Regions from separate parts of the Homo sapiens genome. Here region 1 is linked to region 2. Evidence: chromatin loops called from intact Hi-C (ENCODE). Cell type or tissue: breast epithelium. All regions are shown on one strand. Links, peaks and the distances in the headings refer to the core of each region. The heading gives the core; the rest is flanking DNA. Region 1 overlaps ERC1 (ELKS/RAB6-interacting/CAST family member 1). Region 2 overlaps DCP1B (decapping mRNA 1B).

The links. A loop is a pair of places that touch in the nucleus more often than their neighbours do. Peaks named below come from ENCODE experiments on the same cell type or tissue, not always from the same donor. Only the 100,000 strongest peaks of a DNase experiment are listed, where the experiment ranks them.
Region 1: it touches region 2 in a loop (20-fold over the local background); 1 of 110 quality-filtered maps calls a loop at or near these places.

What each region holds. Positions count from the first base shown.
Region 1 is chr12:1,100,816-1,113,557 of GRCh38, forward strand. ERC1 (ELKS/RAB6-interacting/CAST family member 1) reads left to right here. Exons shown (of 19, transcript NM_178040.4): 4 at 3,935-4,009; 5 at 9,377-9,532; 6 at 11,400-11,483. Among named protein-coding and RNA genes, the nearest start is that of ERC1, 120 kb to the left of the region's middle. In breast epithelium, for the core only: no CTCF peak of the experiment used is centred there; no DNase peak of the experiment used is centred there.
Region 2 is chr12:1,945,486-1,958,227 of GRCh38, forward strand. It overlaps DCP1B (decapping mRNA 1B), which reads right to left. Exons shown (of 9, transcript NM_152640.5): 6 at 9,947-10,075; 7 at 6,931-7,803; 8 at 3,601-3,849; 9 at 568-801. The coding sequence ends at 721. Among named protein-coding and RNA genes, the nearest start is that of LINC00940, 15 kb to the left of the region's middle. RefSeq lists an enhancer at 8,572-9,771. In breast epithelium, for the core only: no CTCF peak of the experiment used is centred there; DNase peaks (open chromatin) are centred at 4,415 and 4,806; H3K27ac peaks cover 4,373 bases.

The sequences.
Region 1 (12,742 bases), core at 2,675-10,674, 840 kb before region 2:
CATTTGGGAGTTATCAGTATGTGCATGATACTGAACGGTAAATACCAAGGGAATGAGTATAGGTGGAAAAGAGAAGCCTACAAAGGACTGATGCTTGGGACACTCCTGAGGAGTTGGGAAGAAAAGCTTAGGGTAAGATAGGAGGAAAAGCTTAGGGTGCCATACCTTGAAAGCCAAGGAAAGAGAGTAGAATAAGGAAGAGGGATTGAGCAGTTGGGTAAAATGCTGCTGGTCAGGTACAGTGACTAAGGATGCATCATGGGTGCTAGCAATGTGGAGGTCGTCAGTGACCCTGATGAATTGCATAGATGATTATTTGATTAAACTCTATTTTTCCTATTAAAGCTTCCATGATAAAAGGGACCAAATATGTTATTTCTCATTATTATATCTCCAAAACTTAGTTCCTGGAGTGCATAAATGGGATAAATACATAGGTCCCAGAGCCTCTGGGAGGACTAGAGAACTGGGCTCCGAAGTTATATAGACAAGAATAATGCCTCGAATCAATCACACTTCTATATTGCTTTAGTGATGACAGTGCTGCGTGGCACAGGCATGTGAGTGTGTTACGCCGACATCACTGACACTGCTCACCACCACTGGAGCCTCTGCTGTTGGTGTGTCTGGAAGCCTGAGGTAGCTGCTGCCTCTGCCACCCACTGCTGGAATTGTCTGTAAATATTCATGTCCCGGCTTCTTCATGTCACAAGATTCTGTTTCAAAGTACATGACGAATGTGTCTGATTGAGGTGATTAGGTCATGTACCTGGGCTTTAATCACAAGAAAGGCTGGGCAACAAGTATGTGGCATTTTCAATTTCTGTTGTGGGAGGTAGACTCTGCCTTTAAATGTGGAGTTCCCACACATGCTAAGGAATTCAGATATCACACGGCGAGGAAGAGTGATGAATGCCTGCCACGGTGCGAGATAAATAGATTTTGTGGGGTATACGTGTAAAGGTAATAGTTGAAACCATAGGATTAGGGAAGGGCTATTTTGGATGGTTATTTGTACGGGTTGTTCACCAAACAAGAGCTTCCTGCTGATGGAGCCCGTAGGCCCTAAAATTCAGCCTGTGCTTCATGGTGATGTTGCATCTACCCAAGAAGGGTTGCTTTTTTTCTAATTCGCATAAAGTTACTCTGTGGATTAGTGAAGGCTTTGGATTCAGGCTATAGAATCCAGATGTTCCAAGGACAGGAATTTAGAAAATGTCTGCAGGTAGGAAAGGAAAAGGGTGGAGTTTAGAGCTAGGATAATTCTTTAATGGAAGCCGGTTGAAAATTTTAAAGACGTTCCTTCTTTAACTTAAATTTTTTTTTTTCTGGTACCAGCTAGAGTTTGCAAAGGAGGTGAACTGACAATAACTATTAGGTTTAGAAACAAGGAGGTTTTTTATTTGCTATTTTAGATCGTATGGTTCAGTGGAGAGGTGAGGATAGAAACTGGCTGATCATTCATTCATCATTCATTCCTTCATCTAACAAAAGAGGAACAGATAGAGAGGAGAAGTAATTTTTAACGACTGCTTACATATCAGACAGTGCCTGAGGAATACAGAAGACAGTTTCTAAAAGAGTTCACAGTATGGTATGTTAGAGAAGAAAAACTATTGCTAATACAATGGGGTAAGTGCTCATGGAGCTATGTAAGCTGTGTAGCATGCTGTATGAGAAATAGGAGGTGTACAAAATTCAGCACAGGAGTAGGAAGGGACTAAAATATTTCCTTTCTAGCTAATTCTTGAACGTTTGGTAGCCATTTCATTCATTCAGTATTCATTCCTTAAATGTCTATTAAGCGCTTACCAGTGTGGCAGCTACTGTTGTAGGTGCTTTGGATCCATCAGTGAATGAATGAAACAAAGATCTTAGCTTTTGTGGAGCGTACATTCTCGTAGAGAATAATAAGTAAACATAATAAATCATAAAATATGTTAGAGGGTAAGTGCTATACACAGGAAAAAGTAGAGCGAAGTAAAGGGGAAGGACACATGCGTTCTTTTTTGGCTGTGTTAAATTTTAAAATAAGGTGTAGATTATACTGAAAACGTTGAACATTCATTTTGTTATGAAAAATTTCAAGCCTACACAAAAGCAGTAAGAACTGCATGATGAATCTCCACATGCTCATCACTCAGATACACCAGTTTCGAAAATTTTGCCACACTTCCTCCATGTATTCTTTTTTCTTTTTCCTCTTTTCTTTACCAAAGATTTTAAAGCCAATCCCTGGCATGACGTCATTTTCCTCTGCAGACTTTAATATGCGTCTCTAAAATATATGGACATTTTCTTGCATAGCGACAATGGCATTATCACAACAACTAAACCTAATACTAACACAAAAGAGGCATTTGAGCCAAGACTGGAAAGAAGTGAAGTCTTCCCCTAGCAGCTTGTGCAAAGGGCTTAAGGATCAGGAGCATGCTTAGCATATTTGAGGAGCAGCAAGGAGTCCATAGTGGCTAAAGCATGGAGACCCAGGGAAGAGCGATGAGATGAGGCCTTTGCAGGCTGCCGAGAGGACTTGGGCTCTAGTTGGAGTCGAATGGGGAGCCATGACAGGGTTTTCAGCAGAGGACTGACAAGGACAACTTTATGTTTACAAGGGTCACTTGAAGTGCTCCATTAAGAAAACACTGTAGTGGAGCAAGATAAAGCAGAGCTCAGTTAGAAGGTTGTTATGGATTAAAAGGTATATTTTTGTTTAGTGGTTCATTCCAGGTGGTGGCCGTGGAGATGGCAAGAAGTGCTTGGATTTTGGGTATGTTTTGAAGCTAGAGCTAACTGGATTTCCTGACTGCGGCTTGAGAGCGAAAGGAAGGCATTAAGAAGACTCATAGGTTTGTGGCCTGAGTAACAGGAAGGATGGAGCAGGTTTGGGGGCACCATCAGGAGTAGAGATGACATCTTGCCATGTTGCCCAGGCTGGTCTCGAACCCCTGGGCCAAAGTGACCCTCCTGCCTTGGCCTCCCAAAGTGCTGGGATTACAGGTATGAGTCATCACGCTTGGTCAGGAGTTGAGTTTTGAGCATGTAGAGTTTGAAATGTTTGTTGGACATGAAAGTGAGATGACTAGGTGGATAGTTAAAGCTGGAAGTAGGGAGAGAGGCAGCAGAAAGCATTCATCTCTGTATTCCCTGGATTCCCAAGAGCCTGTCCCCAGGGTACTTGGAAGTACTGACTGATTTATTTAGAGACATTCACAGAGTCTGACAAGAAAATCACTGAAGTGGTTTGGTAACCTGGAAGGCTCTGATATCCCTTCCTTCCTTTTCTATCCTGAACTCAGTAAAATTTGGGTAAAAAAAAAAAAAAAAGCTATGTTTTTCTGACATTTTCTGAACCTGAACTACTTAGGAAACTTGTTCAACAGTGTCATGTTTTTCTTCCTAACTGTAGCACCACTAGAGAGCGAGCTTCATCGTAGGTAACCAGGTGGTGGTTATTCTGGGGGTGGATGCCGTGGAAAGGATGTTGTCAACACAGATTGCTTTCCACAGCTGCAGTCAGCAATGCAGACTGATTGTGATGGTATTTATTTCTCCTTTTAAAAGGGAGCATTTCTAATCCCCATTTTGGATCATTTGGAATTCTGATTATATTTCCCGGAGTTATGTGGAAGATTGACACACAACCTGAGGATGTGAAATCGTAGTTTCAGCTGTTATGGTAGCTCGTGTCTGTGTGACTGATTTTAAATAACTAGGTGTTCAGAGATAGGGATCCTCCTATGCCTGCATGGTTGAGTGAGCCTGAATGCAGTCTGTGGATTCCCTGATTCACAGGGAAAGGTTGGTAACACAGAAGGGGTCATTGTCTCATAAGGCTGTAGTGATCTTTTGCATACATCGGCTCTCACTCCTCTTTGAAAAAAATGAGGGTGAACAGGAGAGCACTGAATCTCTTTCTGCCTCTTTTCTACAGGAGATGCATCGAAGGTTTGAGAATGCTCCTGATTCTGCCAAAACAAAAGCTCTGCAAACTGTTATTGAGATGAAGGTAAGTGAGAATCTAGTAAAGAATCTTATGAATTACCTTATACTTTTAAGTGATCAAAAACTTCCATGTGTGAGTGTTAGGAAATGGCATGTAATAGTATTTCACTTATTTGGAGATTAAGAGTGAGAATCAATGAAAATGACATCTTAAAAGAATTTCAGTTTTATTTCCTTTTACTTGTAGACCATAATTCAAATTGGACCAAAAAGAGTTGAACAGAATTTCTTTAAATCAGCTATTCGCAGATGTCTTGGTCTCAGGACCCCTTTATTCTCTTAAAATGACAGACTCACTTCCTTCATTTTAAGAAAATGTCTGCCAGATACCAAGTCTGGGTAACCATAGCTTGTCAGTTTTCTTTCAAGTAAAAATAGTGTTCCGTGAAGAAAATACTGAATTCAGTTTACAACTCAAAGCAACACGAGTCCTGTGCTTAGGGACAGCCATCGTATTTCAGTACGCAGCTTCATTCCATTTGTCACACACAATATTAAAAGTATGTGTACTCCAGAGTTGAGATTTTTTTTTATTATTTTTTATTTTTATTTTTTGAGATGGAGTCTCGCTCTGTCGCCTAGGCTGGAGTGCAGTGGCGTGATCTTGGCTCACTGCAAGCTCCGTCTCCCGGGTTCACGCCATTCTCCTGCCTCAGCCTCCCAAGTAGCTGGGACCACAGGCGCCTGCCACCACGCCCAGCTAATTTTTTGTATTTTTAGTAGAGATGGGGTTTCACCGTGTTAGCCAGGATGGTCTCCATCTCCTGACCTCGTTATCCGCCCGCCTCGGCCTCCCAAAGTGCTGGGATTACAGGTGTGAGCCACCGCACCTGGCCAAGATTTATTAAAAGTAATACTTTTTACTGCTTCTTCAAGGGCGGTATTAAATGAAGTAGTCTTTTAAAAATTTTATTTCTTATTTTTCATTTTTTTCCTACAAGTACTTGACGTGACAAATATTAATATAATGACTACAAGTATGGTTTGATGCCATTGCCTTGATTTGTGCTAAGGCACTAGCAGTTTTGCCCATCATTGCTGTATATCTTTAGTGCAGACAGTGGAAAAGTCAAGTGACATCATGGTATTATTGTGAAAATAGTTTTGATCATGCATACTTTGTGAAAGGGTTGAGGGTACCCTGAGAGTTCCATAGACCATCCTTTGAAAACCTCTGCCTTAAGTTAATGAATATTTAGAAATCTTTAGGCTGTTCAGTATAGTGATTAAGAGCTTGCTTTCTAAGTTAAACTCCCTGGATTCAAAATCTCGCTTCACTTAACCAACTGTAAGATATGGAGCAAATTACCTATGCCTCAGTTTCTTTATCAACAAATGGTGATAGTAATAGTACTCATCCAGTGGGTCGTTTTGAGGTTTAAATTAGTTAAAACATGTAAAAACACTTTGAACAGGACCTAGCGCATAGTAAACATTCAATCCATACTAGCTGTTGCAGCTGTTATTTTTGTTCACAATCTGTTCTTTCTCATAAAAGTTCATGTAGTTAGGGACCTCCCCCCACAACTACTTCTTCATATCCTCTAGAAAGCTCAATACTGTGTTTTGCATTGTGGGCCTTCATTTAATATTTGTTGATATGACAAGAATATTTAGTCAATGGTATATAAATAATTTTATGTAAATAGATACTTCTGAAGTAGTTATGGGAACTGTTGTCTTAATTTGGATGATTTCCTCTTAAAACTTTATATCGTATACATCTTTATTCTCGGTGGGGAAAGGATTTACCAAACAAATTCCGAATTAGTGGATTCTGGGTTCTTTGTAGTTAATTGGTAGTCTTGAGTATAATCTTGTAAAGGGCCTTTAGAATCGTTCAGTTGCATGGTTTTACCCTTTCCACATTCACCACAAGTTTGTTGTGTTATTTCCTGATCCCTTGTTAACACCTAAGAATAAAACACATGAATGTACCTATGTCCACAAAATGATTTGTTTAACTGCCTTTTGACAGAATGAGGACGAGTAATAGTATTACTTGGTGGCAATGGATGCATTTTAAGTTGTGTGAACCTTCAGCCATTCTGCTAAGAAGGAGAAAGATTCTGGTGGCCCAGTGGGGTCAAGAGGATGTGATGCTGAAATCACAACAGAAATAGCTGTGTTGCTGAGAATGTGGAATGAGCTTCAGAGAATTATGAAAATCTAGTGTAGTCTTTAGGGAAAATAGGGAAGAAAGGTGATTGAAGTAAAAGAGCCCAGTAATCTTGAAGGTGATGCAATTTTCTTTGCCCTCTCCTCTTTCGCCTCTTCTTCCTCTCTTTCCTCTTCTTATCCCTTCTCCCACCATTTTCCCTCATTCCAGCCTTTCCTTCTTTGTTCCTCTTCTTCTCTTTCTCTTCCTCCCCTTTCTCTACTATTTTTTTGTTTGTTTGTTTGTTTGTTTTTCCTTTACCAGTGGAGGAACAGGGAAGAATGACTGTACTGCTCTAGGGTTAGAGTTTTGCTGGGATAGATAAAGCAGAGCGAGTGATTGGGATGCAAATGAATTGAGGGTGATGATGACAGAGTAGTTTGGACGTTGGTCCTGGACTGTACCCTGGATCTGGAAAGAGTAAAATTCAGGTGGACTGACAGGTTGGGAGAAAATGTAAAAGTTAGGAAAGTGGAATTCTCTGTGAGGTTGAACAGGAAATAATCAGAGTGAGGGTATGACAGGCCAGGGGAAGAGAGTTCTGGATGATGATAGGATCCATCAGTCCTATAAACTGGATCACCCAAATGGACTGGAGGATGAGATCATTGCAATTAAGGGCGTCAAAGAATTCTGACATTGCAATCCTCGGATTATGGCAAGAGTGGTGATTGAAGGGGATATTGTAAGCCAGGTGCCAAAGACTTCCAAAAATGGGCAGGAGTGATGGAGAAGTCCCTGGATGGCAGCAATGGGGAGGGTAGGGTGAAAAGGAGTATGAGCTTTCCATAAAGGGAAACAGCCTTGAAGAACTGGGAGAATGTCAACCCTTTCCCCTGCTCCTTTGTGGTGTTGGGGTGTTATTGACCTTCACTGGAGAGAGTTCATGGGAAAAAGGTTGAGAATTTGGGGAATTTGACAAAGAGCAGAGGATTTCAGTAAGTCCAGTGGGATTGGTTGGTTAATGATGGAAGGGCTGGGGCTGGGGAAGTACAGAGTAGTAAAGTGAAAAGGAATTTTTTTATTTAAATATTACACATTCTAGGAATAAGAAACCTGGTTGGAATGACTTTCCTTAAACCCAGCATTGGTACCCGTTGGGTTGGTGCTAGAACTAGTTGAGAGTATCAGGCCTTAATTTTCTGGCCTGATTTCCTTGGTAGGTTCTTCTTCTGGTCAGTCAGTACCTGCCTCCTGGTTTTCAGAGCTGGAGTCATGATCCCTTTTTGGGAAGAAGGTTTTATGGCTCATGATTTGGTAGTGAGGGTGCTAATTTGTCAAAAGCTGCCTTTGTCTGTGTTTAGGGTAGGGGAGAAGTTAGATTATATTTTTAAGGGCCTTGTAGAGACTTTCTAGAGGCTCTGTACAGGTTCCGGCTGCCATGTGATGTACAGAGTTGGAGTTCTTACCTGGGACTAAATTGTCTTGAGTGGAGCCCCAGTGCTGCTGGAGATACACTTCCCTCTTTCAGCTGGTCCAGTTTCATTACCACTCAGGCTGATGACAGAGGAGAACTTACCTTTAACTTTCACTTTCTTTCATTTGTAGGCTAGTCATATGCTTATGCCTAGTATTTTAGTCTTTTTTAAGGTGCTGTGTTCTGATATTTCCAGAGAAATTTTATAGCAATCTTAAAAGTGAATTTTCAGGTAGTGCAATTGAAGTAGTACTTTTTATGGGTCAGTCATTCCACATGAGTAAATAAAAATCCTGGTTTAGGTATAGAATGACTCTGATTGTATTAATTCAGTACAATGGATTTTGAACAGGTACATTTTAAGTTTAATTTGAATGAATTTATAAAAGACAGTTTTCATTGTGATATTTTTAAAGGTCACGTGATGAGCAAGACAGAGGAATACATCCTCTCCTCCCCTCCCTTGAACCTGAAAATAGCTAGGTGTAGTTTTCTCGATATAAAGCCTTAATCTCTCTCATCTTTATGCTCTGAGAATAAAGGAGACTTAATCAAGAAATTATTGAGGTAAAGTAGAAAAGGAGTTAATTTCAAAATAGCTTCCAAAGGAATGGTTTATCTAAAACTCCAAGTGAAATAAAGCTAAGCTATACTTAATTTATGCTCTTTAAGGTCTCTATTTCTTTGGTGAGTAAGCACCTGCAGCTACAGATACATAAAACTATTCATTCCATGTAGGAGTCTTTCTGTAATTCATGACATGTAAAGTAGCCTGGGGAGAAACTAGGTACTGCGACAAACAAAATCAAGAGATCGAATATGAAATAATGTTCTGTTGGAAGGTGATATTTGTGGTAGAGATGATGGTTTATAAGGACAGTGATTTTTAAAAATTAAGAATTATTTTAAATGTATGAAGTACAGACAATAAGGATTGCTAACATGATAAATAACTTAATTATTCCCCCATTTTTCTGCAGTGGGATGTTATGTAATTTTTATTATTGCACATATAGCTGTACACGTTACTGTATAAATCTTTGAAACCCTCTTACTTTTTTCCCCTCCTTTGGGGCATAATATGTTTTTTAGGGGTCACCAAGTAAAATGATAAAATACTAGAACTAGAAAAGGCTTTACTATTAATATTGGAAATTTTTTTCACCAGAAATTTGTAATTTCTGATGCAAAGAAATTTTAACCAGTTTTTCATTGCATTTACTTCTTCAGTAATTTAGTAATTATTTTCAACTTTAATTTAAAGGGTGCAGAGCTGGAGGCAGCCATAGAAGAAAAATCATACTGTGGATATGAGTGCTTCTCCTCCCACTCAAATGGCTGTAAAGGACGTATTTTAGAAGGAAGGCACTGGCTGGGCATGGTGGCTCACGCCCATAAGCCCACCACTTTTGGAGGCCAAGACAGGTGTATCACGTGAGGTCAGGAGTTCGAGACCAGCCTGGCCAACATGGCAAAACCCTGTCTCTACTAAAAATACAAAAATTAGCTGGGCATGGTAGCGTACACTTGTAATCCCAGCTACTTGGGAGGCTGAGGCAGGAGAACTGCTTGAACCCAGAGGCAGAGGTTGCAGTGAGCTAAGATTGCGTCACTGCACTAGAGCCTGGGCGACAGACTCTGTCTCAAAAAAAGGAAGCAAGGCACCAATTGCCAGACAGCATTTTTTCTGTATATTTGTCTATCTTTATTAAATGTAACTTCTTTAAATATCATGTTATTCAGCTTTTCTGGGTTTTTGTGAATACTTCAATCACTAAATCTTCCATTGTCTTCAGGATTCAAAAATTTCCTCTATGGAGCGTGGGCTTCGAGACCTGGAAGAGGAAATTCAGATGCTGAAATCGAATGGTGCTTTGAGTACTGAGGAAAGGGAAGAAGAAATGAAGCAAATGGAAGTGTATCGGAGCCATTCTAAATTTATGAAAAATAAGGTAATGGCATGTGAGACTTTTGATTCTTAAAAGGAGTTTGAAAAATTGATGCATATTTTTTACTTCTCTAGTGATGATAAAGCCGTATTTTACACTCTTTTATCAGGTTTCAGGGAAGAATACTTTTAGCATAGTTCTTTCAAATGAAACTTCTCCAGAATTAAAGTCAGAATTACTGACATAGATAGTTACTACAAGTTTTTACTTATAAAGACAATTCTCTGTATGAGGCTACATATGTATTGTCATGGTTTAAGTTTTCATATCTATTAGTACTTCCGAAAAACTTCCAGATGAGTTTTTCTCACTATATGAAACATCAGGTTCTTTACCTCTTGTGAATTATTTAAAAAGTCAAAACCCTAAGAGGCTTGAGATGGAGTTTCGCTCTTGTCACCCAGGCTGGAGTGCAGTGGTGTGATCTCAGCTCACTGCAGCCTCTGCCTCCATGTTCAAGTGATTTTCCTGCCTCAGCCTCCCAAGTAGCTGGGATTACAGGTGCGTACCACCACACCTGGCTAATTTTTTGTATTTTTTGTAGAGATGGGGTTTCACCTTGTTGGCCTGGCTGGTCTTGAACTCCTGACCTCAGGTGATCCACCCACTTCAATCTCCCAAAGTGCTGGGATTACAGACGTGAGCCACCGTGCCCAGCCCTAAGAGGCTTTTTAATGAAATGGGTGAAATGAAGTTACGTTTCCCCTCCAAATACAGTTCTGTAACGGAAAGCCCTTTCTTTGCCCTATCCTGTGGGGAAGATCCACTTGCTGTCAGGTTTATTGCTTCCCATGTGCACTTCAGGCGTAATATGACAAAGATTGATACCACCAAGACCTATCAGTCTGTGTTTATCATCAGTCACAATGTTCCTTCCTTGTATCCAAAGTCATTTAGTTTGATTCTGTAAACTATTTAGGCAAGTTGGAGGATTTAGTTTATCACAATTATCAATTTACCAGTTTTGTTGTGGTTTCATTAAACATTATGATTGTAATTATAAAGTTTAAGCCAGAAAATAAGTGTTTTCCCCCTTTATTTCCCAGTTGTATTCTCCAGGTTCTTAGAAATGAAACCCGCAACATCCCAGTAGTGTGAAGGAATGATAACATCACTTCCCCTCCAGTTTCTGGCTTCTTGCCATGGTGCCCATACCTGGCATATAAGTCTACAGAATATTCCTCTGCTACCTCCAGACTCTATTATTAATTATTTCTACTACTTTCATTTCAGTTTTAGAAATTAAAAACTCACATACCCAACTTTTTTTTTTTTTCTTTTTCTTTTTTTTTGAGTCGGAGGTATGCTTTGTCGACCAGGCTGGAGTGCAGTGGCGTGATCTCGGTTCACTGCAGCCTCCGTCTCCAGGGTTCAAGCTTCAGTCTGCTGAGTAGCTGGGATTACAGGCGCCCACCACCATGCCCAGTTAATTTTTGTAGTTTTAGTAGAGACGGGTTTCACTATGATGGCCAGGCAGGTCTCGAACTCCTGACCTCAAGTGATCCTCCTGCCTTGGCCTCCCACGGTGCTGGGATATAATCATAGGTGTGAGCTGCTGCGCCTGGCCTCACATAACCAACTTTCTATTAGTTTGGATTTTTCACCCTGATTTGAGAACAAGACATAGTGCCGTATGATCTCTGTGTTTATGTTTTTCATTTGTTGATTAGCACATTCCAGTCCACTGTGGGGGGAAAAAACCTGTGAACTTAGAAACTACCTATGGCTCTTTGAAGAGGGAATGAGGGGAACAGATTTGATTGTATTATATAAGTTATTGTTATTTCTAGTTACCATTCTGCCTCAAAAGTAGACAAGAAGAAGACCTAAGTTGACACATAAGTGAAAAAGAATAATAATGTCGTGACAGGTAGAACAACTGAAGGAGGAACTAAGTTCGAAAGAGGCTCAATGGGAGGAGCTGAAAAAGAAAGCGGCTGGTCTTCAGGCTGAGGTCTTTGCCGTAAGATTTACCTCTTTGTGTGCAGTGGTCCCACAGTGGGACCCTGCTAGCTCTATGGCTTCTGGGTGGCTTACCCTTTCATTCTCTATGGTTGGCAGCTTTGCCCATTACTAGCACTAACCAGCCTGCTCTGCTCTTTAACTGACTCCTGTTCACTAGTTTGACCCACATGTCACTTTGTGTGCAGTGAGCCTTCACGTGTTCTGGAAGCCTTGTACCTGGTACTTTATTGTTGCTTTTGTCACTCTGTGGATGGTATTTCAAAGCCTGTTTCTTTCTCAACCCTTTATTGTTGGTTTATATGAATGGCGGCCTTCTTTTCTTCCTAGGTACAAGAATATATGCAGTTGTTCTAGGCCTATCACCTAGAGTTTATTTGAATTTGAAACTCTTGAGCAAAGTGCTTTACCTTATGTAGACATTATCTTTAAGTCTCCAGTGAGTGATTTTGCCACAAATGTTACTTTCTTTAGGACAGATGTATAGAAAGTATTTATCTAGTAAATTGAAATTACTAAGAGACTTATTTCAGGTATCTAAATCTAGTTCAATATTCTAATGAACTTAAAATTTCAATTCAGAACATAATAATAAAATAAATACAGTTGGCCCTCCATATCTGTGGATTTGCATCTGTGTGTTTAACCAACTGTTTTTTATTTTCAGGGTAAAAAAATGGATGTTGTGTCTGTGCTGAACATGTACAGGCTTTTTTCCCATGTCATTATTCCCTAAGCAATACAGTATGACAACTATTTACATTGTAAATATTTACATTGTATTACGTATTACAAGTAATCTAGAGATGATTTAAACTATACTGGAGGATGTGCATAGGTTATATGCAAATTCTACATCATTTTATATCAGGGACTTCAGCCTTCATTAATTTTGGTATCCAAGGTGTGTCTTGGAACCAGTCCCCCATGGACCCATGGATACCGAGGGATGGCTGAATAATAAAGTAGCTAACACTTGCACACTTACTGTAAACATTTTATAACGTGCTGAGTTAGACATATTATCAACTCCAAATTATAGACGAGGAAACTGAGGTAACAGAATGGTGCCTAGGAAAACACAGCTAGTAAGAGGCAGGATTTGGTTTTATACAGGCAGTCTTCTTCCACATACTGCTTACAAGTTCTTTACTGACCTATACTAGGCTGTGCACACATTTGTCAAAGTGTCAGCAAAAACTGCTTCTGAAAATAATTGTGGCTAAGACTGGAATAAAAAAATACAGCATT
Region 2 (12,742 bases), core at 1,754-9,753:
GGATTATAACTCTACTTATTACTGGGTATATACCCAAAGGATTGTAACTCTACTATAATCAAAGGATTATCATTCCACTATCAAGACACATGCACACGTATGTTTATTGCAGCACTATTCACAATAGCAAAGACTTGGAACCAACCCAAATGTCCATTAATGATAGACTGGATAAAGAAAATACGGCATATATACACCCAGGGAATACTATGCAGCCATAAAAAAGAATGAGTTCTTGTCCTTTGCAGGGGCATGGATGAAGCTGGAAACCATCATTCTCAGCAAACTAACAAAGTAACAGAAAACCAAACACCACATGTTCTCACTCACAGGTGGGAATTGAACAATGAGAACACACGGACATAGGGAGGGGAACATCACACACTGGGGTCTGTCGCGGGGTGGGGGACTAGGGGAGGAAGCGCGTTAGGAGAAATACTAATGTAGATGATGGGTTGATGGGTGCAGCAAACCACCATGGCATGTGTATACCTATGTAACAAACCTGCATGTTCTGTACATGTACCCCAGAACTTAAAGTATAATAATAATTAAAAAACACTTGAGTATAAAAAAAAGTCTGAAACATTTTACTTCATATTACACATACTTTTTTTTTAAAAAAGGCAGAAACATTGAAGGAAACAACACTCAACATGAAAGAACCTTGTGCCGGAGTTCTAGAAGGACCTTGAAAATCAGTTTTAAAAGGCCTTGCTGTCACATAGTCTTTTTCATGGCTGCTTGAGTCATGCTGAAGAGATAGGCTTCATAGATTATATTTAAGAAGTTGTCATCATTCTGGAAAACAAATCGAAAGACCCAAGAGAATGTTACTTGGTTGGCAGACACAAAAGGCTTCCTCTGTCTTAGAGCTGAACTGGCCTTTGGATACTGAGACACTCATCTCTCCCTGTCTAACAGCTGGTGGTTTTTAATTGCATGTGTGAATGTTAAGTGGGGTTGACGGCAAGGCCGGACAGAGCTGATGGTTTTCCATGGTCAGTATGCACAGCAGCAAGAGCTCATTACATGCAGCACAGATGGGCAGCCCAGACACATGGCAGCATGGAGCAAGGTTTACTCAAGAACAGCCTGGGTCTGCTGCATGAAAAGACATGAAGCCCCAGCAGACAGAGGAGTTAGGAGGACATGATCCAAGTCAGTGGTCTCAAAGTTTGGTTAAGAGATTGCTGTGGTGTGTTTTTTTGTTTCTTGTTTTTTGGGTTTTTGAGACTGGGTCTCACTCTGTCACCCAAGCTAAAGTGCAGTAGTGCCATCATAGCTCACTGCAGCCTCAACCTCATGGGTTCAAGCGATCCTCCCACCTCAGCCTCCAGAGTAGCTAGGGCTACAGGTGCGTGCTACCATGCCTGGCTTTTAAGTTTTTTGTTAAGACAGGGTCTCACTATGTTGCTCAGGGTGGTCTTGAACTCCTGGGCTCAAGTGAGCCTCCCACTTTGGCCTCCCCAAGTGTTGGATTACAGGCATGAGCCACTGTGGTTCTTAAAGGCCCTCCAAGTCACCTACAATGTGTCTGCTTTGTTTTGGGCATTACTTAGGATTTTACTTGCAATATGCTTCATCAGTACTTCATCAAAGCTAATATAAGTCTTCCCATAAGTTATGGAAAGTTTCTAGCCTTGGCAAGTGGGCAGGAGTAAGACTGGTAATCTCTGGGCTCTTTTGCCTGGCTAAGGAGTGAGAATCACGGTCTAATCAGTGGTTTTCCTCATGTTTTAATTCTAGAGACTTCTCCCTCCCACCCAAATTCTTTACAGTGTTAGTAATTCACCCACACTTCACATTCCCCCTTCATTCCCTCTTGGCACCCCACACAGATTTAGCATCATTCTCATGCAATGAAGAGAGTGATGTTATCCCTCTTTTTCCTGCAAAGTAGTCACAAAGTTCCTCTGCATGAGATTGTGTCCTAACAAGAGGCAGAAACTAAAAACAGACTGCTTGAGTGACTGGGAATATGAGGTGTGGTACACGGGAAGAAGTAAAATGCACGCAGAGTGGAGGGCAGGGGAATGTAATTTCTAATCCGCCATGTTCAGCCACTACTCTGGAGTAGAGTCTCAAGACAATGTGAAGGGAATCAGCCAGAAAACATATGGATCTTTTAAATTACAACTTAAGAAACTGGCTCAAAGTAAAGAGGTTCACAGATGTCTAATTCCTCCTGAGCTTACTATGAATAGCTTTAAAAGGTGGCAAATATTTTTATCCTGATATTTACTTATGAATTAGTAGGGCTCAATCATTTGCTGTTGACCTTATTTATCTCTGATTGTTATTATGCTTCTGCTGACTTCTAGCCCCATTCCTTTCATTCTTCCTCAAACATGTTTCCTTCTTTTGTAGTCTCGCTATGTTGCTCAGGCTGGTCTTGAACTCCTGGCCTCAAGCAATGCTCCCACCTTGGCTTCCCAAAGTGCTGGGATTACAGGCGTGAGCAGCCACTGTGCCCGGCCAACATGGAACCTTTTTAAAAATGTTGTACTAATTGAGACCACTGTCTTTTTAAGTAGGATAAGACAACCGCAGAAGGGCTGGCCTGCTCTCTAAAGGCCGTCTGATGCTTAAGCAAAGTACCACACAAGTTTTCTTAAAGATTATCTACCAAAAAGACACCTAAATATGTTAACTGGGGTGTCTGAAGTCTGTCTGGCTACAAATGTTCCACTTTTCAAGGACTGCCGTTGATTTCTTGGGTGTGCTTTGCTAGGGCACCTGTGCTGAATGTTCTCCCGAGGCTGGTCCCTGCCAACATTCATGTGGTGAACGTGGCCCACGGGAGAGTACGTGGGAAGTGGCACTCGGGGGCCAGGCTGGGTGCATCCCAGCCCTGCTTATGTACGAGCTCCGTGCCTCAGGCCAGTTGCTCAGCCTCAGTTTCCTTGTCTGTAGAATGGGAAAAATAACAGGGTTGTTATGTAAGGAGTGAATGAGTTATATGCTTGTGTGTAGCACTGAAAATAGGGCCCGGCGCCAGCTCTGTGGAGTGTTAGCTATTATAGCACTCATTATTATTTCATAATTTCATAGGCAAGTGAGGCTAGCAGCTCACAAGGAGTCCTGTCACTCCATCCCGTCCTAATGAGCAGGTTTCAAAATGACTTGTAAAACATACCTGTAGCAGCCATGGCCATTATTTGCTTCCCTCCCTGTTTTCCACTCGCTCAGTGGCCTCTTCCCCACTCAACAGATGGCCCCTTGCCCAGGACTGCTCCCACCTCTACCTCCCAATGGTGAGTTTTCTGTCTGGGCCTCCAGCACCCAGGGTCCTCTCAGGGACTGCTTAATCCCCAGCATATGCTTCCTTCTCTTCTGACAGGTGACAGCTTGGAGGCCTTAGACAGTCCTTCAAATTACAAAATCCTTGAAGAGCTGAGACACCCAAGCCACACTTGGTATTATAAATAACACCTAGCTAACTGAGCACAGAAGCCGCTGGGGTCAGGATGAGTTGTTACACACACCTGTTATTCTCACGGAAGCTAAGCAGGCCTTGGCTGAGTCTTTATCTCATAGTTGCAGCCAGGAGGCCAACAGGCGTGGTCAGGTGCGAAGGGAGATGACGTGCTTGCTTACCTGAATGAGGTACAGCAGTGCCTCCTGGAGCTGGAGCTTGGTGAGTGGGCTGCTGGTGATCACGGAGGGCTCCGGGCTCTGTATGGGCAGGAGGAGGCTGGTGGCAGCAGCAGGTGGCTCCTGGCCTCCCACAGGCAAGAGGCCGCTCTCCCTTTCCTTTGGCGGGACGGAGGTGGGTTGTGCGAACACCATGGGGGACATAAGCAGAGACGGAGCTGCTGTAGCAGGGATGCGCTGAGGTGAGATGACCTGCTCACAGCAAATACACACAGAGAGCGGGGTTCAGGAGCAGCTCACGGCATGATAGCTTGCAGCGGCAGATACGGGTGGTCTAAGCATTCCCTGTCCACAGCTTTCCTAGCTGAGAAAAGTTTATGGGAAACTGATTCTTGCTCCACTGCTCCATGCACCTTCCTTCAGCATCACTGAGCAGCTCTGGTATCGTCTGCTGTGGGGACTATTCTTTCCACTGCATATGCAGCTTGGCCTCTGGGTGACAGCTTATTTTTCAGGCTACCAGTATTTGGCAAGTGCATTTAGGACTACTGACCTTTTCCTTAGACCTGGTTGTCCATGACCCTGACCTAAAGGTCTCACAACCTATGTGAGCTGCCACCCTTGTTAGGGGCCTCCCCATTTCCCCTCCTGACCCCGGAGCACAGGAGGCGCTGTGAGAGCAACTCCCCGCCCCTCCTGCGGCCTCACTCACTTCTCGTGGGGAGGGAGAGTGATGTGTGGGTCCACCCCTTCTGGGTCCTTCCCTGACAGGATCTGCCTGCCTGCAGAGAGCCCTCATCTTCAGCTTCCGCAGCTGATGTGTTTGGGCTGACCCGGGCGGCCTGTTGCTCAGCCCTGCCAGAGCCTGTCTGCTGAGTCTAACTCCCTTGGCAAACAGACCTGAAACCAAGTTTTCTAACAGCCCTTTCAGTTATGCAAGTGACATTTTGATCCTTATCTGACTGACTCCTACAGCTATCATTTGCTTCTAACTCAGGGAAGAAAAAGAATGTTATTTATCAGCCTCCGAACTCCCCGAAAGAACTCCTAAGAGGGAGGCAAGGAGGCCAGCAAGCTAGAAGTTGCTGTAATTTTATAATCAATCCCTTAGCGTCTCTTTGAGCAAAAGTTGGCCTAGAGGAAGGCAGGCTGTTTCTTTTAACTTGTCCCTACATGACATTTCGAGGAGCGGTGCTGAGCAGTGATGCTCCCGGAGGTGGAGTCAAGCATTCTGAGCACAGCGTGGGCTGCTGAAATGCTTGCCTTTCTCACTCGGCTCTTGATATTTGTGAGTACTGAAAAGTCAAGGGAGTTGTACATCAGAAATTTAAGTCAGACTATATTCATCGCATGCTTCTAATTCTAAATCATCAAAGAGGAAAAAAGCAGACATTTTTAAAAAAGGGACAATAACACTGAAATGAGGGGGAGTGGGAGTTATAAATATTGTTTCTATAGCAGTCGGTACTCAGATTTGGGATGTTAATAAATAATAAATGAGAACACTTTGACTCAGGGGCTCACAAAGACTTTTGGCACATGCCTAAGGTCTTTGTTTTCAAAAAACTGAATTTTTTGTTTTGAGACAAGGTCTCACTCTACTGCCCAGGCTGGAGTGCAGTGGTGCAAACATGGCTGACTGCAGCCTCAACTTCTTGGGCTCAAGCAATCTTCCCACTTCAGCCTCCCAAGTAGCTGGGACCACAGTGGCATGCCACCATACCCGGCTAATTAAAAACAAAAAATTCTTGTAGAGACAGGGTCTATGTTGCCCAGGCTGGTCTGAAACTCCTAGGTTCAAGCGATTCTCCTATCTTAACCTCCAAAGTGCTGGGATTACAGGCACGAGTCACCATGCCCAGCCAAAAGTTCAAGATTTTTGAGAAACTGTTATAAGTTACATAACAGGCCAGGTGCAGTGGCTCACGACTGTAATCCCAGCACTCTGAGAGCCCGAGGTGGGTGGATCACCTGAGGTCAGAAGTTCGAGACCAGCCAGGCCAACATCGTGACACCTCGTCTCTACTAAAAAAATACAAAAAATTAGCCAGGTGTGGTGGCAGGTGCCTGTAATCCCTGCTACTCAGGAGGCTGAGGCAGCAGAATCGCCTGAACCCGGGAGGTGGAGGTTGCAGTGAGCCGAGATCGCACCATTGTACTCCAGCCTGGGCGACAAGAGTGAAACTCTGTCTCAAAAAACAAAAAAAGGTACATAACAAAACATGACAAAGGGCCAGTGATGATATATGTGATACACAGGGAGAACTTTCCAATTTTTAAACCCAATGTACTTTCAATGAATGTGTTCCAATCCAAAGGGAAAACAATTCAATGTCAGATCTCCAGATGTTACCCACAGGCAGATGATCAATAGCTTGTGGTTTCCTCACTGTCCCAAGTCAGTGATGGACATGGAAAAGCATCTTCTCTAAAGGAGAGAATCTTTCTAAAAACTGTCATATTTTCCCTCTCTGGCAGTTTGTGTGGGGGGTGGAGGTGGGTGGCATGCATACCTCTCCTGATCTACAGTAGGCTATACTGACGATACAGAGAAAGATAAAAACTGGCTGCACCTTTCAGGAGGAAATAGGCTGTTTTTTGTTTATTTCAAGAACCTACAGCATGGGCTGTGGGTAAGGAGTCTGTTTTCTTCATCATTATGTACCCACATGTAGACAATGCCTGACATGTAGTAAGTGCTCAAAAATATTTACTAAATAAGTGAATAATTTACTGTGGACTGAAAAACAAGAGGAGGTCAGTTGCTTGGCATTCCAGATTGATTTCAAGGCAGACCATACTAAGTTCCTACAGTCAAAAATTACGGTTTTCTCCCATGTCTGTGTTGGTCTTCAGACCTCCTAATATAACGAAGATTTAACTCTACAAGTAATGCTCTCAAAAAGGTTGGGGGAAGTTCTCAGATTGTTAACCAAAGTGAAGATTCTCCTTCCAGGTAGAAAGTTCAGGCAATCAAGATGCACGGAGGTGCACCCTGCTCCAAACAGAAATGTACGTGACACATTGGTCCCTAGAGCATGGAAGTGGACTCTACATTTCACTGCATTATAGTAATACCTTTTTCTTTGTCTGTCTTTTTTTTTCTTAACAGACAGGGTCTCGCTCTGTCACCCAGGCTGGAGTGCAGTGGCACGATCATGGTTCACTGTAACCTCCGCCTCTTGAGCTCAAGGGATCCTCCCACCTCAGCCTCCTCAGTAGCTGGTGCTATAGGCGTGTGACACCAAGCCTGGCTACTTTTTTTTTTTTTTTAGGGACAGGATCTTGCTATGCTGCCCAGGCTGTTTTATTTTGCCCCTGGTACATATTTACCTGGAAAAGAGGAGTCTGCTGTTCTGTGTTGGGTGTCTTGTTGATCCAGGATTCCAAGGGTTTCCCTGTTCCAGAGCTCTGAGCGAGCACAGGAAACTTAGCGGCCAAGGCTGGCCGGTTAGAGGCATGCAGCTGCTGCTCCTGCTGTACAATCTGAAGCTTCTTCAGTAACTCTTGAGGGGAGATCACTCCAGAGCTGCCAGTCTGACTACCAGAGATGGGGAGTGTTTGTCTTGGGAGTGTGGACTGTTCTCTTCCATGAGCCTGATGTCCTACTGTCTGAGGTGGAAGGGAGCCATTGAAATAGGCCTGTGGTGGCTGAGCCAGACCCTTTCCTGGAGCCACAGGGGTGACAGAAGTGGGAGCTCTGCTGCGGTTCAGGGCAGCTGAGCTGGCAGGTGCTGGTGTACTAGGGTCACACTTGTTTGCTGCCCCTGGGGTACTCTGAAGTTTCTCGAACAGGTTCTGAGTTCTGGAAGCATTTTGTACACCACGAGAAGTTCCAATGTTGTGAGGAGACCCTGGCTGGACAGGTCCTGTAAAAAATTCTCCCGCAGAATGGGTACTGCCATTTTCACAAGGCCGGTTTTCAGGCAGCTCTGACAATGGGTGGAGGTCTGCGCTCCTGACCATGAGTTTCTGAATGGCTGGACAGAGCTGCTTCTCAATGGGGGGTGAGTGTCTTCTGGGTTCCTCATAGGACAGGGAGCGTACAACCCCCTGCCTAATTGGAAGCTTCTCTTGCTGCTGCTGCTGCTGCTGCTGCTGCTGGTGGAGAGTCTGCGGAGGCTCCACAGTTTCCTGACATGTAGCTTTGTCCTGCTTCCCAAACAGAGCTGTCAAGGATAAGTGTTGGGGTTCAGGGTCTAAGGTCTGGAAAAAATAAAGATATCTGACATGAGTCTACAAACAATTTGGTTATATGAGGAAGTGCTATGAAACATAACTTATCTGATGACTTATTCTATTTACAAAGGATTGATTAGAGAGAATGAAAAATAATAATAATAAACTTGAAAAATGAGATCCCCTTTTTAATGTCAAAAATTTTCACAGCATGCTCCCCTTGCACCCCCAAAACAGTTATTATATTTTAATATCTGTTGACCGATAAAACAGGTATAAGATCTTCAAGGGCCTGGGGTTTCACAGATTGGGAACCACCTTGGTAGGAAATTATATGCACTAAAAAAATAAACAATCTGTTCAATAGGAAGCCCATCTAAGCCTGCAGAGTAATATGAGAATACAAAGGAATATAAGCATTTCAGAATTTCTAGTAGTTTTTCACAGAATTATGGAAATCAAGGGCTGGAAAGAAACGGAAGACTTTAAATCTAACTTGATCCTTTCAAATATATACTGGTAGGATTTAAAAAGTCCTTGGATACATAAAATCTACCTTGGCCCAGCCAGTTACAAAGCTACTTCCTTCTTGCTCTTTACTTCTGTTGCTTTCTGCATTGTTGCACTGAGAAAACATGAGGCTAGGCACAGTGGCTCATGCCTGTAATTCCTGCACTTTGGGAGGCCAAGGCAGGCAGACTGCTTGAGCTAAGGAGTTCAAGACCAGCCTGGGCAACATGGCAAAACCCCATCTCTACAAAAAATACAGAAATTGCCAGATGTGGCAGCACACGCCTGTAGTCCCAGCTACTTGGGAGGCTGAGGTGGGAGGATTGCTTGAGCCCAGGAGACACAAGTTGCAGTGAGCTGAGATGGTGCCACTGCACTCCAGCCCGGGTAACAGGAATGAAATCTGTCTCAAAAAAAAAAATAAAAGAGGAAAGAAAAAAAACCACAAGCTTCATTTTAAAGTCAACATATTCAGGTCTCGCTATTAAAATATAATAAAAACTTTCCATAAAACAAGCAATAAAAAGAAAGCTAAAAAATTAGAAGACTTCTTTTCTTTAAAAATTCAATATAAGATTTTCATTACTAGTCTTTATGTCTTTTGGCTCCATGTTCATTTTCAAAATTGATATAAACTAATTCCTTTAAGAAAATCTTTTTAATTAGTCATAGTCATGATAAAATGACACAGCAATATTATATTTACAATCATTAATGGGACCTACAGATTGACAATTTTTGTCATTGCTGTACTATTCTGAAGTGTATATATATATATATATACACTAACACAAAAGCTGCTGTAATATTTCTAATTTAGATTGCAAAGACAGTGACAAGTCATCATATCTGAAGAGGAGTTTTATACCATTCCTTTGGACTCTGAGCTCTCGGCGGCAGCTACCCCAGTCTACAGTGCTAGCTCTGCATCTGGCACAGAGGAGGTGCTCAGAAGTGCTCAAATCAACTCTGTGTCCTTGGTGGTTCTCCCAGGTGGCCTTGGGAAGCCACCCACCCCAGAAGAATATGGACCCAATGGGTAATGTTTCTGTCATCTCTGACAATGTTATTAGTTTTCTAGGGTGCTTGTTTGTTTGTTTTTGTTTTCTGAGACATGGTCTTGCTTTCTTGCCCAGGCTGGAGTGCAGTGGCGCATTCCATAGCTCACCGTAACCTCAAACTCCTAAGCTCAAGGGATCCTCCCGCCTCAGCCTCCAGAGCAGCTAGCACTACAGGTGCACGCCATCATGCCTGGCTAATTTTCCTGTAGAGATGGAGTCTCACTGTGTTGCCCAGGCTGCTCTCAAACTTCTGGCCTCAAATGATCCTCTCGCCTCAGCCTCTCAAAGTGCTGGGATTACAGGCTTGAGCCACTGTGCTGGCTTGTTGTTTTTTAAAAAATACATTATCTTTTAAGGAGTTCAAGTTCACAAGAGATTAGCACAGAATGTGGTATATGCCAAAAGTAAAAACTTTAACCCTCTTCTAGGAAGAGTAAGTTATTAATAATGAAAAAATCTGTATTCTGAAATCCCGCTTTCTTGGGTTTACCTGAAAGCATTCTTCAACAACACCAGGCCCTCCCCTGACTATATTCTGGGTCAAAGTTCTTTAAGAATTCTAGAGACACACTGAATATGACAAGCAGAGAACTCCGTACCTGGTTGGGCTGAGGTATACGCTGTTGCTGGTTTTCACTGGGTTTCACTGGAATTGGTTTGATGAGATTTGGATTGTCATAGATGGCAGAGGAACTGGTTATCTTTTTTGGCTCAGAACAGGTTTTACACTGAAATAGAAAAGAAAATCCCCTCATTTTTGGCTTAGAAAAGCTTTAGTCTTTTTAAAAGACTACCTTTTTACTTCTTATCTAATTGGTAGACGGCTGTGTTTTTGATAGATTTTCATGCACAAAGGAAAATCCCTTAAATTTCTCTAAGAGCTATGTTTGAGTATAAATCAAGTTAAAATTTAATTTTTCTTAGTTGGACAATTCAGTGCTCTAAATATTACTAACAACACCAGCCTCCAGGACCAGGGGTTCTTAAGACACCTGTATAATTGAAAGGTTCTGTGCTTAATATATTGACTATACGTTTAAATATATATAGTCTAATGTCTTTCAATGATAAACAAATATAGAAACCATTCCTTAAATAACATGTCTGGACAATTTAAGCAGTTGACTTAAAATTGGAGAGTAGTTGAGTACATTTCATCAAAGTAACTAAATCTTTTTTGGTCTACAAACCAAAAAGCTGACTCAAACCACTGATTTAAAAATTACTAACATCATCTTTATTTAATAAATGACTTCTTGCATAAACAGAGTAATTCAAATCTGAGCGTTCTGAGCTACTTACTACAAATTAGAATTTTGTAGAGAAAGAGACAAGAGACAAATCTCATCATTTCCAACACTGACTCATTATTATACATTAATCTAACCAACCATGCAATTGCTAACACAGTAGGATTCATAACAAAAAGAGCATGGCAATGATACTGGTGTCTAGTTTGCTAAAACACTAAATAAAACAATATAAAATGCTGCTTTCTGTACTACAGACTCTCTGAAGCATCATTTGTTTCCACTGTACAGCCAAGGCCTCAGGCCCCAAAATATTCCACACCTGACATGAAATGAAATATAAACACAATCTTGTCCCTCAGGAACCCAGCATTCCCAATGTGTTTTACAGTTATCAATGTGTATTCTCTAATCCAACGATCTGGGGGTGTGGCATCTATTACCACTGTATGCACTGTATGTGAGGTTAACCATACAAAAGATTCTCTTCCTCCAGGCATTCTATCAATAATTTGTATATTTAGCACAAGTATTACGTGGGATGCAAAATCACCTTATAAGTCATAAAGTGTTACTTCCAATTCTTCTTAGGTGAATGAGGGTATGGCGGCATGGACCAACTGGCATGGCTTTCCCAAGTCATGGATAACCAAGACAAGACAAGAATACAGGCTAACATTTAATCCCTTACACAATTTTGGCATGAAAAGCCTTGCTATTTAAAAGAACGTGAATGCTTCCTTTCTTTGAATGACGCTTTCTGTATTTCTTCTTTTTCTATGTTCAGAAACACTGAATTTCCGGCAAAGAAAGGCAGATTTTTCCCAGCTTCCCTATGCCCATATCCATATGGGCTAACAGGATGCTTTGTCTGTTGATATGAATAAGCCTGATAGCTTTTCCTAGTTAAAATGTTATCTCCAGAAGCTGTTTTCTGTGTCACTACAACTGCCTACCTACAAAACCTTGCTTTTATGTAACAATTGCTCCCTCTTATCAGAGTGCTCAGAATTAATCATCCACCTCAGTAGTTTGTAGCTCATTTTCCAGTTGTTTAATTTTGTATGCTTTTCCCGACCTAAATATCTTTAAAATCCTGGGGGGAAAAACAGTTTTTGAAAAAGCATATAATGGATTCTTCACAGAGAACCTGAGGCATTTCTTTAAAACTTCAAAAACTTCCTCTGTTGGATGCTGAGGTTAAAATACAATAAAACCTCAAAAAGTATGTCATATAATCCAGTTTTAATCACACACAAACACATACATACATAAACATATGTATTTATGCCAAGAGAGATGTTTGAAACAAAATACAATAAAAGTATAAAAAGTTTCTATCTTCAGTTTATAGGATTATTGGTGATTTTTCTTTTTATATTCTTTTGAATTCTATCATTCAACAAAAAAATTTCTATAATTTCATAAATAACTCACAGCTATATCCAGAAAAGAGCCAATAATTCTTGTCTTAAACCACAAAACACAAATAGTCCACTTCTGAATACTCCAAGCTTAACTATGCAGCCTGTAGATCATTTCTGGTCCTGCCTCTTGTTCTTACTAAAATTTGGTTATTTTACTGTTCACTTGCATCTCAACTAGAAATTGAATAGGGCGGAGATAAAAAGAGATGAAATGCAAATTAACATCTTTTCTACTTTAAAGCAGATTCACAGAAAGTTATTTCTCAAAAGAGAATGCACAAAATTTCAGCCAAAATAAGTTTTCAAATTATTTTATTAACCTCCTGTAAACTAGACAGACTTCACTTTACCCATATCATATATACTGATAGCTCAACATTTTTCCTACTTCCACTTCTTGGGATGTTCACAAATTTAAGAATTCTAGAGAGACTTAAGCGTAAGGCCTGAGACTATAAACCTCCTGGAAGGAAACAGGGGAAAAGCTCCCCAACGTCGCTCTGGGCAGACTTTTTCTATAAACCTCCTGGAAGGAAACAGGGGAAAAGCTCCCCAACGTCGCTCTGGGCAATGGCTTTTTCTATGAACCTCCTGGAAGGAAACAGGGGAAAAGCTCCCTAACGTCGCTCTGGGCAATGACTTTTTCTATAAACCTCCTGGAAGGAAACAGGGGAAAAGCTCCCTAACGTTGCTCTGGGCAATGACTTTTTCTATAAAC